3 separate regions of the Homo sapiens genome follow, and regions 1 and 3 are each linked to region 2. The links are chromatin contacts, found by Hi-C or POLR2A ChIA-PET in ENCODE. All regions are on one chromosome and are shown on one strand. Each heading gives the region's core, a stretch centred on a gene start or an enhancer-like site at or near the end of the contact. The rest is flanking DNA. Distances are from core to core; before and after follow the strand shown.

Region 1 (4,188 bases), core at 1,184-3,683, 200 kb after region 2:
GCGACAGAGCGAGACTCCATCTCAAAAAAATAAAATAAAATAAGGAGAATATTTCAGCAATTCCAGAATGAGGACATAAGAAGCCAAAGGTGGTATCAGTTGTAATGAAAAAGAATGTGAGAAACACTGAAGTGGAAATAATCAACAGGACCATGCAACTAACTGGATATGAAGGAAAGAAAAAAGCTGTAAAAGATAAGCAAGGACTTCAAGCCTTTTTGACTAGAAGACCACTGCTGTCATTCTTTCAGGTGTTCATTTGGCAAATATGTATTAAGCATACAGTGGGTACAGAAATGAATAGTAAGTACTTGTATTTAAAAGCTCACAATCCGGTAGGAGATAAATGTAATTTCTAACCAGGTAAAATGTAAAAGGGCCTTAAGAGAGGTACACATGCTATCAGTGGCAGAGTGAAAAACCACTGGAAGGAGGCAGAAAGACTAGTTGCACTGCAGGGGTGACTGCAAAATAATATATGCTCAGTAAACAGACGCACTCCGCATTTTCCACATCATCCAAGTGTGAAACACAAAGATCTCCTGTTTAATTCTATTCTGATGATTGGGCTTGGAAAGGGTTGCCAATTTCAGCATTAAAAATACAGCATAGGCCAGGCGCAGTGGTTCACACCTGTAATCCCAGCACTTTGGGAGGCCGGGGCAAGCGGATCACCTGAGGTCAAGAGTTTGAGACCAGCGTGGCCAATATGGTGAAACCCCATCTCTACTAAAAATACAAAAATTAGCCAGGCGTGAGGCCGGGCACGGTGGCTCATGCCTGTAATCCCAGCACTTTGGGAGGCCGAGGTGGGTGGATCACGAGGTCAGGAGATCAAGACCATCCTGGCTAACAAGCGGATCACCTGAGGTCAAGAGTTTGAGACCAGCGTGGCCAATATGGTGAAACCCCATCTCTACTAAAAATACAAAAATTAGCCAGGCGTGAGGCCGGGCACGGTGGCTCATGCCTGTAATCCCAGCACTTTGGGAGGCCGAGGTGGGTGGATCACGAGGTCAGGAGATCAAGACCATCCTGGCTAACACGGTGAAACCCCGTCTCTACTAAACACACACACACACACACACACACACACACACACACACACACACACAAATTAGCCTGTTGTGGAGGCAGGCGCCTGTAATCCCAGCTACTCGGGAGGCTGAGGCAGGAGAATCGCTTGAACCTGGGAAGCAGAGGTTGCAGTGAGCAGAGATCGTGCCACTGTGTTCCAGCCTGGGGGACACAGCAAGACTTGGTCTCAAAAAACAAACAAACAAACAAACAAAAACAATACAGCATATGCAGAGTCTGCTGGGGGAAAGATGGGGCCGAACTGGGCATCAGAGGAAAGTGGAATTTCGGTGTTGATAGATGTTGCTGCTAGAATCCAACAAGGAAGGCCAGAGACTGACTTCATAGAACCATAAAGCAGGAGGCAACATTTCATACATATGCACACTTCCCGGTTTGTTATAGTTCCCAAAAGATTTGAAAAATGAAGGTGGGTGGAGGGAGGAAGAGGCAATGAAATATAGTATGTTCCTGAATAAAAGGCATCATCTTAGCAAGTTGAAGTTAGAGAATCTCTTGGTACATATTTATGCAGTCTCAACCGTCCTCCCGTCTCTGAGATGGTAAATTACTACTGACACTTATTCAGGTCTGAACTGAGAATCTAGTTTGTGGATTAACTGGACCCTTTGCTTTTTCTTCTTCCATCTGCCTTTTAGGCAATTCATTACTTATTCGAATTTCCACCAGAAGGTAGGAGTCAAGAGAACGAATATTGGATATTAATAACCGGTTACTGTTAAAGAAGGGTTGCTGTATGGCGACTGACAACAAGAGGTATAGCACTTTTATTTTGTTGCGTTGTTTTACCACTAATTGCTGTGGTTTAACTAATATAGGGAAATGGCCTCAGAATGGATCATTATTTTACCCAATTTTAGAAGGTGCCCTTAAACAAGATGGCAACCTCAGGCGCGTTAACAAGGTGCTGAAGCAGCAGCGATGTAACCTGTTGCTTGGACACCAGGCTGGAGTGGGAGGACTCACCGCTAAGGGTTCAGAACCGATTTTCAACCAGTCACGCCCTTCTCAAAGATGGCCGACCTCACTTCCCTTACGCAACATGGACGTTTTCAGTCACTTCCTGTGATTTTGAGGTTATTCTGATCCAGGACTACTTGCATGACCAAAGCCAAGATGGCAGGTACGTCCTTTTAGAATTTAAGGTTAGTGAAGCCATCTATTTCCCCGACCCCCTTCAGTGAAAATGGTCTTTCGCATCTGGCTCTTCTTTTTGGAGGCGTGCTTGCCAGCAGTCAAAATGGCTCCATTCCGGAATAGATTTAATAGGAAGTGAAGCTGTGACGGCGAGGCGTTGCCCGGCCTATCTTTGCTAGGCGTTCTCAGAATTAGTTCTTTCTGCCCACACTAGACATGGCGCTTGCCAGCGTGTTGGAGAGACCGCTACCGGTGAACCAGCGCGGGTTTTTCGGACTTGGGGGTCGTGCAGATCTGCTGGATCTAGGTCCAGGGAGTCTCAGTGATGGTCTGAGCCTGGCCGCGCCAGGCTGGGGTGTCCCAGAAGAGCCAGGAATCGAAATGCTTCATGGAACAACCACCCTGGCCTTCAAGGTGTGGAGCCAGCCCCCTTGCCAGGCTGAGTACTGAACGCCCGCGACTTGCCTGGCCTCCCAGCCTGACCGGAGTTTGCGGTGGCCTTGGCCACCAACCCAGGCGGAGGCTGGGTCCTCTCGTTCGGACCGCAGCAGTTTTGCTGTCTCATTGGCCCAGGAGGCCCCTGTCTTTGCTCTGGTTGGAAAGGGTGGCGGTGGGGCCGGGGGTAAGTCGGGGGAGGAAGGTGAGGCCTCTTGGGTTGATTCCTAGGCGACCCCAGGTTGCTGCTGTTCAGGATCTTCTAGCTGGGAAAGGCCGCAACAACAATGAATCTTGGCCGAGGGAAGGCTATTGTAAACGTTTACCAAAGTTTTGGAAACTGGGCGGCCCCTCAAGGCAGGGGTAACTGAAACTGGCATGAAGGGGAAGCGTGGTGAGGGTAAGCATTGTACTAAGAATCAGACATTTGGGGTTCCTTGCCCAGCTCTGCAATAACTAGCTCTAGATTGAGAAATCATTTGATTTCATTGAACCTGTTTCCTCATCTATAAAATGATTTGTTTTTTTTTTTTTTTTGAAACAGGGCTTTTCGCTGTCGCTCAGGCTGGAGTGCAGTGGCTCCAGCGCCTCAGCCTCCAGAGTAGCTGACACTATAGGCACACACCACCACGACAGGCTAAGTTTTTTTACTTTTTGTAGAGATGGATCTCCCTGTGTTGCCCAGGCTGGTCTCCAGCACCTGGCCTCAAGCGGTCCTCCCGCCTTGGTCTCCCAAAATGCCTGGGTTACAGGAGTGAGCCACCACGCCCATCCTATAAAATGAATTTAATATGGGTTATATCCATGTCAAGGGATTGATGTGAAGCTCGGGTGACATTAATATATGGTGAAGTATAGAAGTATACTGTGAAGTATAAAAGGACGGAGAAAGAGATGTGCTGGGTTTGGATTGATGCAAAAAGAAGTATGTAGGAGTGTTTTTGTGGTCTTATGTGGCCTGTTTTGTGTTTTCCTCTGATCTTAACAGTTCCGCCATGGAGTCATAGTTGCAGCTGACTCCAGGGCTACAGCGGGTGCTTACATTGCCTCCCAGACGGTGAAGAAGGTGATAGAGATCAACCCATACCTGCTAGGCACCATGGCTGGGGGCGCAGCGGATTGCAGCTTCTGGGAACGGCTGTTGGCTCGGCAATGTCGAATCTATGAGCTTCGAAATAAGGAACGCATCTCTGTAGCAGCTGCCTCCAAACTGCTTGCCAACATGGTGTATCAGTACAAAGGCATGGGGCTGTCCATGGGCACCATGATCTGTGGCTGGGATAAGAGAGGCCCTGGTGAGTTAAGCTGCAACCACATGATCCTTGGGCTGACACTACAGTGAGGAGGGGTTGGATGGACAGATGAATTAAAGGGCTTGGTGTCAATGCTGAAGAAGTGTAATTAGGTCCTTAGCCCTTCCTTCTCTCTTTTTTTTTTTCCTGTTTTTTTAGACTGTGTCTCATTCTGTCGCTCAGGCTGGAGTGCAGTGGCATGATCTCAGCTCACTGCAGCCTCCGC
Region 2 (3,963 bases), core at 989-3,488:
AAAAAAAGCAGACTGCTTTTTATAACAGCAGGTTGTTATAACATTTTATATATAAATGTGTGTGTGTGTATATATATATACATATAAACACACATTTAGAAAAGTAATGGACAGACAGTGGTGAGATTTTTTTTTTTTTGAGTGGTGAGGTTATGAGTGTGTGTGTGTGTGTGTGTGTGTTTTCCTTTACTTTTTTTTCCCCCAGGTTTTCTGGATTAATACATGTGCCAGTTTGTAATTAGAAAATACAATCCTGGCCAAGCACAGTGGCTCACGCCTGTAATCCCAGCACTTTGGGAGGCCGAGGCAGGTGGATCACCTGAAGTCAAAAGTTTAAGACCAGCCTGGCCAACATGGTGAAACCCCATCTCTACTAAAAATATAAAAATTAGCTGGGCATGGTGGCAGGCACCTGTAATCCCAGCTAATCAGGAGGCTGAGGCAGGAGAATCACTTGAACCCAGGAGGCAGAGGTTGCAGTGAGCTGAGACCGTGCCATTGCACTCCAGCCTAGGCGACAGAGCCAGACTCCGTCTCAAAAAAAAAGAAAAAGAAAAAGAAAAAAGAAAATACAATCCTAAAAATATAAAAACAAAAAATGAATCGTCCATTTCTTTTTTAACTACTTCCTGTGATATGGTGAGAGTGGAGCCAAGAGAAGGTAGTGAACCAGAAAGAGAAGATCACATATTAGCCACTTGGGACACATTTTATCTAAGGGAAATAGGGCTGATGAATGATGGTATGGTCTCAGCTTGTATACTTTCCTTCCACAGAAGGAAATATACTTTTCTTCTGCAGAAACTCAGAATCAGGCCAAGCATGGTGTCTCACACCTGTAATCCCAGCACTTTGGGAGGCCGAGGTGGGTGGATCACCTGAGGCCAGGAGTTCAAGACCAGCCTGGCCAACGTGGCAAAACTCCGTCTCTACTAAAAATAAAAGAAAATTAGCTGGGTGTGGTGGTGCACGCCTGTAACCCCAGCTACTTGGGAAGCTGAGGCATGATAATTGCTTGAACCCAGGAGGTTGCAGTGAGCCAAGATCGTGCCACTGCACTCCAGCCTGGGCGACAGAGTGAGACTCCATCTGAAAAAAAAGAAACTCAGAATCATAGATCTGATATGGACTTTGAAAAATTACTTAATGTTTGTTCAGTCCCAACATTTTTCAAAAGAGGTACCTGATATTCAGTAAAATTAAATGACTTGTCGAAAGTTCCATCTTTAGTTATTGGTCTCCTGATTCCCCATGTAAAGTTCTTGCTCCCACATTAAATAACTTTTGTGTTAGACATGGTAATCATATAGCCTGTATTTTCTGCCAATACCAATTTCATATACTTTGTTAAATACCTGAGTAAATGTGACTTTGTAAGGTTTCTTTGTGGGATTATTATTATTATTATTATTATTATTATTATTATTATTATTATTTTGAGACAGGGTCTGGCTCTGTCTCCAGGTTGGAGTGCAGTGGCAGATCAGGGCTCGCTGCAGCCTGGAACTCCTGGGCTCAAGCGATCTTCCCACCTCAGCCTCTGGAGTAGCTGGGACTACAGGCGAGCACCACCACGCCTGGCTATTTTTTATTTTTATTTTTATTTTTTGTAGAGACAAGGCCTCTCTGTGTTACCCAGGCTGGTCTGGAACTCCTGGACTCAAACGATCCTCCTTCCTTGGCCTCCCAAAGTGCTGGGATTACAGGCGGGAGTCACTGCACCGGGACTTTTCGTAGGATGTGTGTGTGTGTGTAACCGCTGAGGGATACAAACTTCGTAAGATTTACGATAAAAAATGTACTGAATAAACAGCTCAACGCAAACGCATCCCACAGTGCCACGAGCTTCGTTGTCCTATTTGTTCGATCGTGATACACTAACTTTCACCAGCAAGTGAGTCTAAAAAACCACTGAAAAGGCCCCGTTCTATATGCCCAGGTTTGTTTAAGGGCAGCAACAATGTCATCCCCTGAATTGACCAGATGAGCCCAACATAAAAAAGGCAGTGAACAGGGTGATTAAGGCGACCCTGAGGGCAAAATTCCCCTGCTTTCCAGAGGCGATGGGGCCTCAGCCGTCTCAAGCTTCTCAGTTCTTTTTCTGGCTACACTCCCTACCCGCTTGGCCGCTGTGATTCCAGAAAGCCTCAGATCTCAGGAAATCATCCAGTTCTCCTCACGAAGAGCTGGACATGGCGGGAAAGTAAACAGCTGGCTTGGCACCGGGTGAGGAAAGAGGCTGGGCGCAGCCGAGGCGGTGTGAGAGGTGTGGGCGGGGCCTGGCGGTATGCTAAATCAGTGGGCGTGGCTCCGTGGCGTGCGCGGGGCGTGGGCGGGGCCCGCAGAGGCTGTCACTGGGCTAGGAGCGGCTCGCGGTGGCGGGAGAGGGGTGTAGGAGACTTTTCCCAGCAGCCCAGGAAAATTCACCTCACTTAAAAGATTGGGGACAAATAAACACTGTAACCTAATCCCATACATGTTACTGTGGAAACAAAAAGGTGAAAATAAAACCTAATTAATGTTCCAATAAACGATGAGAACGCAATATAAATTGTGGTCATAAAGTGGGCGAAAACTTTTGCTTAATATTCTAAAATGAAATGAAAATAATGGGTGCTTTGAAAGAATAGCGTAAAATCGGAAACAGGAAAATTTAAAAATGATGCGGACAAAGAACAGTGTGATATTAATTGAGAACTAACAAATTTCAATTAAAAAAAGTCAACCTTTATTCAGAAATTTTTGGCCAGGGGCGGTGGCTCACGCCTGTAATCCCAGCACCTTGGGAGGCCGAGGCGGGCGGATCACTTGAGGTCAGGAGTTATAGACCAGACTGGCCAACATGGCGAAACCCCGCTTCTACTAAAAATACAAAAATTAGCCGAGTGTGGCGACACGCACCTGTAATCTCAGCTACTGAGGAGGCTGAGGCAGGAGAATCGTTTGAACCCGGAAGGCGGAGGTTGCAGTGAGCCGAGATCGCGCCACTGCACTTCAGCCTGGGAGACAGAGAGAGACTCCGTCTTTAAAAAAAAAAAAAAATTAGCCGGGTGTGGTGGCGGGTGCCCGTAGTCCCAGCTACTTAGGGAGGCTGAGGCAGGTGTATCACTTAATCCCACGGGGTCGAGGCTGCAGTTAGCTGTGTTCACGCCACTGCACTCCAACCTGGTTGAGGGAGCAAGACACTGCCTCAAACAAAAAAAAAAAAAAAAGAGAGAGACAGAATAAGATTGGCATCAGATTTCTCCACAGAAGCATTCTAGATAACAATGAAACAACATTTTCCAGATTTTCACGGAAACTATGATCCCAGAAATTTATATCCCCTTATATTGTGTTCAGGTATAAAGGCCACTGGCAAAAAGCATGCAAATGAGCTTTTCCTGAGGAATCCACTTAGAGTAGTAGTTCTCAAACTTTTTGGTCTCAGGCTTCCTTTACAAAATTATTGAAGACCCTCCAAAGAGCTTTTGTTTATGTAAATTGCATCTACCAATATTTACCAAATTAGCAATTAAAAGTGAGAAATTTTAAAATATTTATTATTTGAAATTTTTAAATATTATTTGAAAACAATAATAAACCCCATTAAATGTGTGTTTGTTTGTTGTTGTTGTTTGGGGTTTTTTTGCTTTTTGTTGTTGTTGTTGTTGTTTTTTGAAGCAGAGTCTCACTCTGTCGCCAGGGCTGGAGTGCAGTGGCGCCATCTCGGCTCACTGCAACCTCCGCCTCCTGGGTTCAAGCGATTCTCCTGCCTCAGCCTCCTGAGTAGCTGGGATTACAGGCGCCTGCCATTACGCCCAGCTAATTTTTTCTATTTTTAGTAGAGACGGGGTTTCACCGTGTTGGCCAGGCTGCTCTCGAACTCCTGACATCATGATCCACCTGCCTTGGTCTCCCAAAGTGCTGGGATTACAGGTGTGAGCCACCGCGCCTGGCCAAAATGTTAATATAAATAATCTA
Region 3 (3,707 bases), core at 731-3,230, 260 kb after region 2:
GAAAATAATATGCATGACTTGTTTGCATATAATTTTCATACTCATTTACTATCTAAATACAAAGGAGTCATTTTCCTTCTCCATTCTACTTCCTCCACCCCTTGCCCCTGATGTTTTAGTCTGGGCAAAAGTAGTTGGCTGGTTTTTAAAAAATTTTTTTGAGACGGAATCTCCCTCTATCGCCCAGGCCTGAGTGCAATGGCACAATCTCGGCTCTCTGCAACCTCCGCCTCCTGGGTTCACGCGATTCTTCTGCCTCAGCCTCCCAAGTAGCTGGGACTACAGGTGCACGCCACCACACCGGCTAATTTTTGTATTCTTAGTAGAGACGGGGTTTCACCATACTGGCCAGGCTGGTTGCAAACTCCTGACCTCGTGATCCCGCCGCCTCTGCCTTCCAAAGTGCTGGGATTACAGGCGTGAGCCACCGCTCCCGGCCGTTGGCTGGTATTTAATTAGGTATGTTTAGCTTCATCTAGGGTTTCTTTAAAAAAAATTATTATTTATTTTTGAGAATTTTTTTGAGACGGAGTCTTGCTCTGTCGCCCAGGCTGGAGTGCAGTGGCCGTGATATTGGCTCACTGCAACCTCTGTCTCCCGGGTTCAAGCGATTCTCCCGCCTCAGCCTCTCGAGTGGCTGGGACTATAGGCGTGCGCCACCACGCCTGGCTAATTTTTGTATTTTTAGTAGAGATAGGGCTTCACCATGTTGGCCAGGCTGGTCTGAACTCTTGACTTCAAGTGATCCGCCCGCCTCAGCCTCCCAAAGTGGTGGGATTACAGGCGTGAGCCACCGCGCCCGGCTGCTTCAGCCAGGGTTTCTTTTCCTTATTCTTGATCCTTTTAAAATAGTCAATATCAGCCTCTTTTCCATCCTGATCATTTTCATTTGCAATTTCCTCTACACGGCATTTCTTTTCTTCCTCTTAATACTTACTCTGTATCACCAGTCTTCTGTGGACCAAAACCAAAGGGAGAAGGTGTTCGCTAGCCCTAAAACCAGGCCTTCGATCTCCACAGTCACCTGAAATGAGAAAAATCTCATTTCCCAACACCAGGGGGTGTCTATCCCTCTAACTGTCCTACCCTTAAGGTAGAGATTAGTCCCAAACCTTTTCCTCACTCCTTTTCACTGCTTCTACATACACACTATATCTCTTTCCCTCCCTCTCAAAGTAGAGATTAGTCCCATTTTCCTGACTCCTTTTCACTGCTTTTACAAATCACAAAACTTTTGGGTCCAGAAGGTGGTGCCTTTTTATTGCAGTTTATCTGTTTGTCTCTCATTCTCTCTGGACAAGCTTGTCCTTTCCTTTGTCTGCGCACCCTTCGGTCTCTGCATCGTCCACACTCCTCTTTGCTCCTCAGCTCTCCCTTTCTTTCGCTACCTCTTCCCTCTTCCACCTCTCTCTGTGGGCTTCGTCGCCTTTCAGGGCTATCTTTACGTACACGTCTCTGAACCTCTTTATGCATTTGTCTTCTTTCTCTCTGTCTTCCTCTTTATGGCTCTCTCCTTGTCTCACCATTTCTGTACCAGTCTCTCTCCATCTCTCCCACAGTCCCCACGCTGGGAACAAAGTCACGGTGCTAGCGCAGAACATGCCTCCTGTCGTCCGGTCCCGGGACGCGACACATTCCACCATGCCCCTCCGCGCATTCCAACTGCAGACAAAGAGTCCCCGTCCCCTACCCCCACACTCTTTCCTATTCCAATTCTTCAGTGTTGTAGGGGCAGCTGCCCCAACTGCCCCTGCCCGCCTCTCACGTCCAGTCCGCGGGTCTCCACATCCAGGGCAGTTAGCGCCTTCCGCTGCACGCACACCAGCTATCCCTGCGCGGACACCCCCGGCGCTCTCGCACACACCGCGCTCCGCCCCCCTAGGAAAGTAGATCCGGCCAGGCAGACAAAAGTTTGGGAGAGAAGTTCGGTCTGTGGCTAGCGTGAGAGCTAGGGGGGCGGGGGCCGGGGAGAGTGGGGCAGTCGGGCGAGTCGACGCGTGAACAGATAGACCTGCGGACTGGACAGCCGCGGCCAGAGACCCTGCTAGCCCCGCTCAGCCCCAGATGCGCGGGGGGACGCAGCCCCTCCCGCTGGGGGATGCTGTGGGATTCCTGGCGCAGGGCATCCAGGCCGCCCGCTAAGCCCCTGTGCCTCCCCTGTGCCCCTGGGGAACCAGAGTCCGGCTGCAGGGAAAGAGAACCGGCCGCCGAGACGCCGCAGGGTGCCAGGCGGGGAGGGGGCGAGAGGCCCCAGGCCCGAGGGCATGGAGCGGTTAGGAGAGAAAGCCAGTCGCCTGCTGGAGAAGTTCGGCCGCAGAAAGGGTGAATCTAGCCGGTCTGGGTCTGACGGGACCCCCGGGCCGGGCAAGGGGCGCCTAAGTGGGTTGGGGGGACCTAGGAAGTCAGGGCCCCGAGGAGCTACTGGGGGACCTGGGGATGAGCCGTTGGAGCCGGCCCGGGAGCAAGGTTCCCTGGACGCTGAGCGAAATCAGCGCGGCTCCTTTGAGGCGCCGCGCTACGAAGGCTCTTTTCCCGCGGGGCCGCCGCCCACCCGGGCCTTGCCTCTACCTCAGTCGTTGCCCCCCGATTTTCGGCTGGAGCCCACGGCCCCGGCCCTCAGCCCCCGCTCTAGCTTCGCCAGTAGCTCGGCCAGCGACGCGAGCAAGCCGTCCAGCCCCCGGGGCAGCCTGCTGCTGGACGGGGCGGGGGCTGGCGGAGCTGGAGGTAGCCGGCCCTGCAGCAATCGCACCAGCGGCATCAGCATGGGCTACGACCAGCGCCACGGGAGCCCCTTGCCAGCGGGGCCGTGCCTGTTTGGCCCACCCCTGGCCGGAGCACCGGCAGGCTATTCTCCCGGAGGGGTCCCGTCCGCCTACCCGGAGCTCCACGCCGCCCTGGACCGATTGTACGCTCAGCGGCCCGCGGGGTTCGGCTGCCAGGAAAGCCGCCACTCGTATCCCCCGGCCCTGGGCAGCCCTGGAGCTCTAGCCGGGGCCGGAGTGGGAGCGGCGGGGCCCTTGGAGAGACGGGGGGCGCAACCCGGACGACACTCTGTGACCGGCTACGGGGACTGCGCCGTGGGCGCCCGGTACCAGGACGAGCTAACAGCTTTGCTTCGCCTGACGGTGGGCACCGGTGGGCGAGAAGCCGGAGCCCGCGGAGAACCCTCGGGGATTGAGCCGTCGGGTCTGGAGGAGCCACCAGGTCCTTTCGTTCCGGAGGCCGCCCGGGCCCGGATGCGGGAGCCAGAGGCCAGGGAGGACTACTTCGGTGAGTGAGAGAAGTGGTTAGGGACGGGAAGGGACCCGTCACGGTATTCGGTTCTCCACTGCCCCGACGGCCCAAAGTGCCGGTGCCCCGGGGTCCGAGGTGAAGACGCGGGACTAGGAAAGAAGCAAGAGGGATGGATGGGGGCGGCCCCAGAGCACTGTCCCCTTCCTGCTAGTTTTCAGATGAACCAGGGCTCCTTATTTCTGCTAAATTCAACCCCCCTGGTATCTCGTGAGTCCGTTTCTCAAGCATTTGAACCTCGGTTTTTTGCGGCAGGAGGCCTCGTAGGGAAGGGACCAAGTGGGGCAGTGAAGGCGCATCCCCCCCAACTTGCTCCCCCCTTTCACGGCGGTGCCCCTGGAGGTTTGTGCGCGCCGCGCCCCCACCCGGGCCCAGGCTCCGCCCGCAGGAATTCGGAGAATGCGCGGGTGGGGGGG

The links. A loop is a pair of places that touch in the nucleus more often than their neighbours do. ChIA-PET counts read pairs that join two places held with the same protein, here RNA polymerase II (POLR2A). Pooled maps may share reads with other maps.
Region 1: a loop to region 2 is called in a pooled map, with 3 times the contacts of the local background. The contact joins the promoter of PSMB5 here to the promoter of RNF212B in region 2. A Hi-C loop is called at or near these places in 1 of 168 maps with a recorded cell type or tissue (mesothelial cell of epicardium) and 2 of 50 pooled maps. POLR2A ChIA-PET finds 5 or more read pairs at or near these places in 2 of 52 experiments (activated T-cell and naive thymus-derived CD8-positive, alpha-beta T cell).
Region 3: a loop to region 2 is called in a pooled map, with 2.8 times the contacts of the local background. The contact joins the promoter of AJUBA here to the promoter of RNF212B in region 2. A Hi-C loop is called at or near these places in 1 of 50 pooled maps. POLR2A ChIA-PET finds 5 or more read pairs at or near these places in 2 of 52 experiments (HEK293 and activated T-cell).

Annotation. Positions count from the first base shown.
Region 1 is chr14:23,033,145-23,037,332 of GRCh38, reverse strand. PSMB5 (proteasome 20S subunit beta 5) reads left to right here and starts at 2,433. Exons shown (of 3, transcript NM_002797.5): 1 at 2,433-2,649; 2 at 3,659-3,965. The coding sequence starts at 2,452. RefSeq lists enhancers at 1,959-2,253, 2,038-2,707, 1,508-2,707.
Region 2 is chr14:23,236,211-23,240,173 of GRCh38, reverse strand. It overlaps RNF212B (ring finger protein 212B), which reads right to left and starts at 2,238. Exons shown (of 15, transcript NM_001282322.3): 1 at 2,119-2,238. RefSeq lists a silencer at 2,184-2,548.
Region 3 is chr14:22,980,824-22,984,530 of GRCh38, reverse strand. It overlaps AJUBA (ajuba LIM protein), which reads left to right and starts at 1,980. Exons shown (of 8, transcript NM_032876.6): 1 at 1,980-3,270. The coding sequence starts at 2,265. AJUBA-DT (AJUBA divergent transcript) reads right to left here and starts at 207. Exons shown (of 3, transcript XR_007064074.1): 1 at 1-207. RefSeq lists enhancers at 1,000-1,965, 1,966-2,931.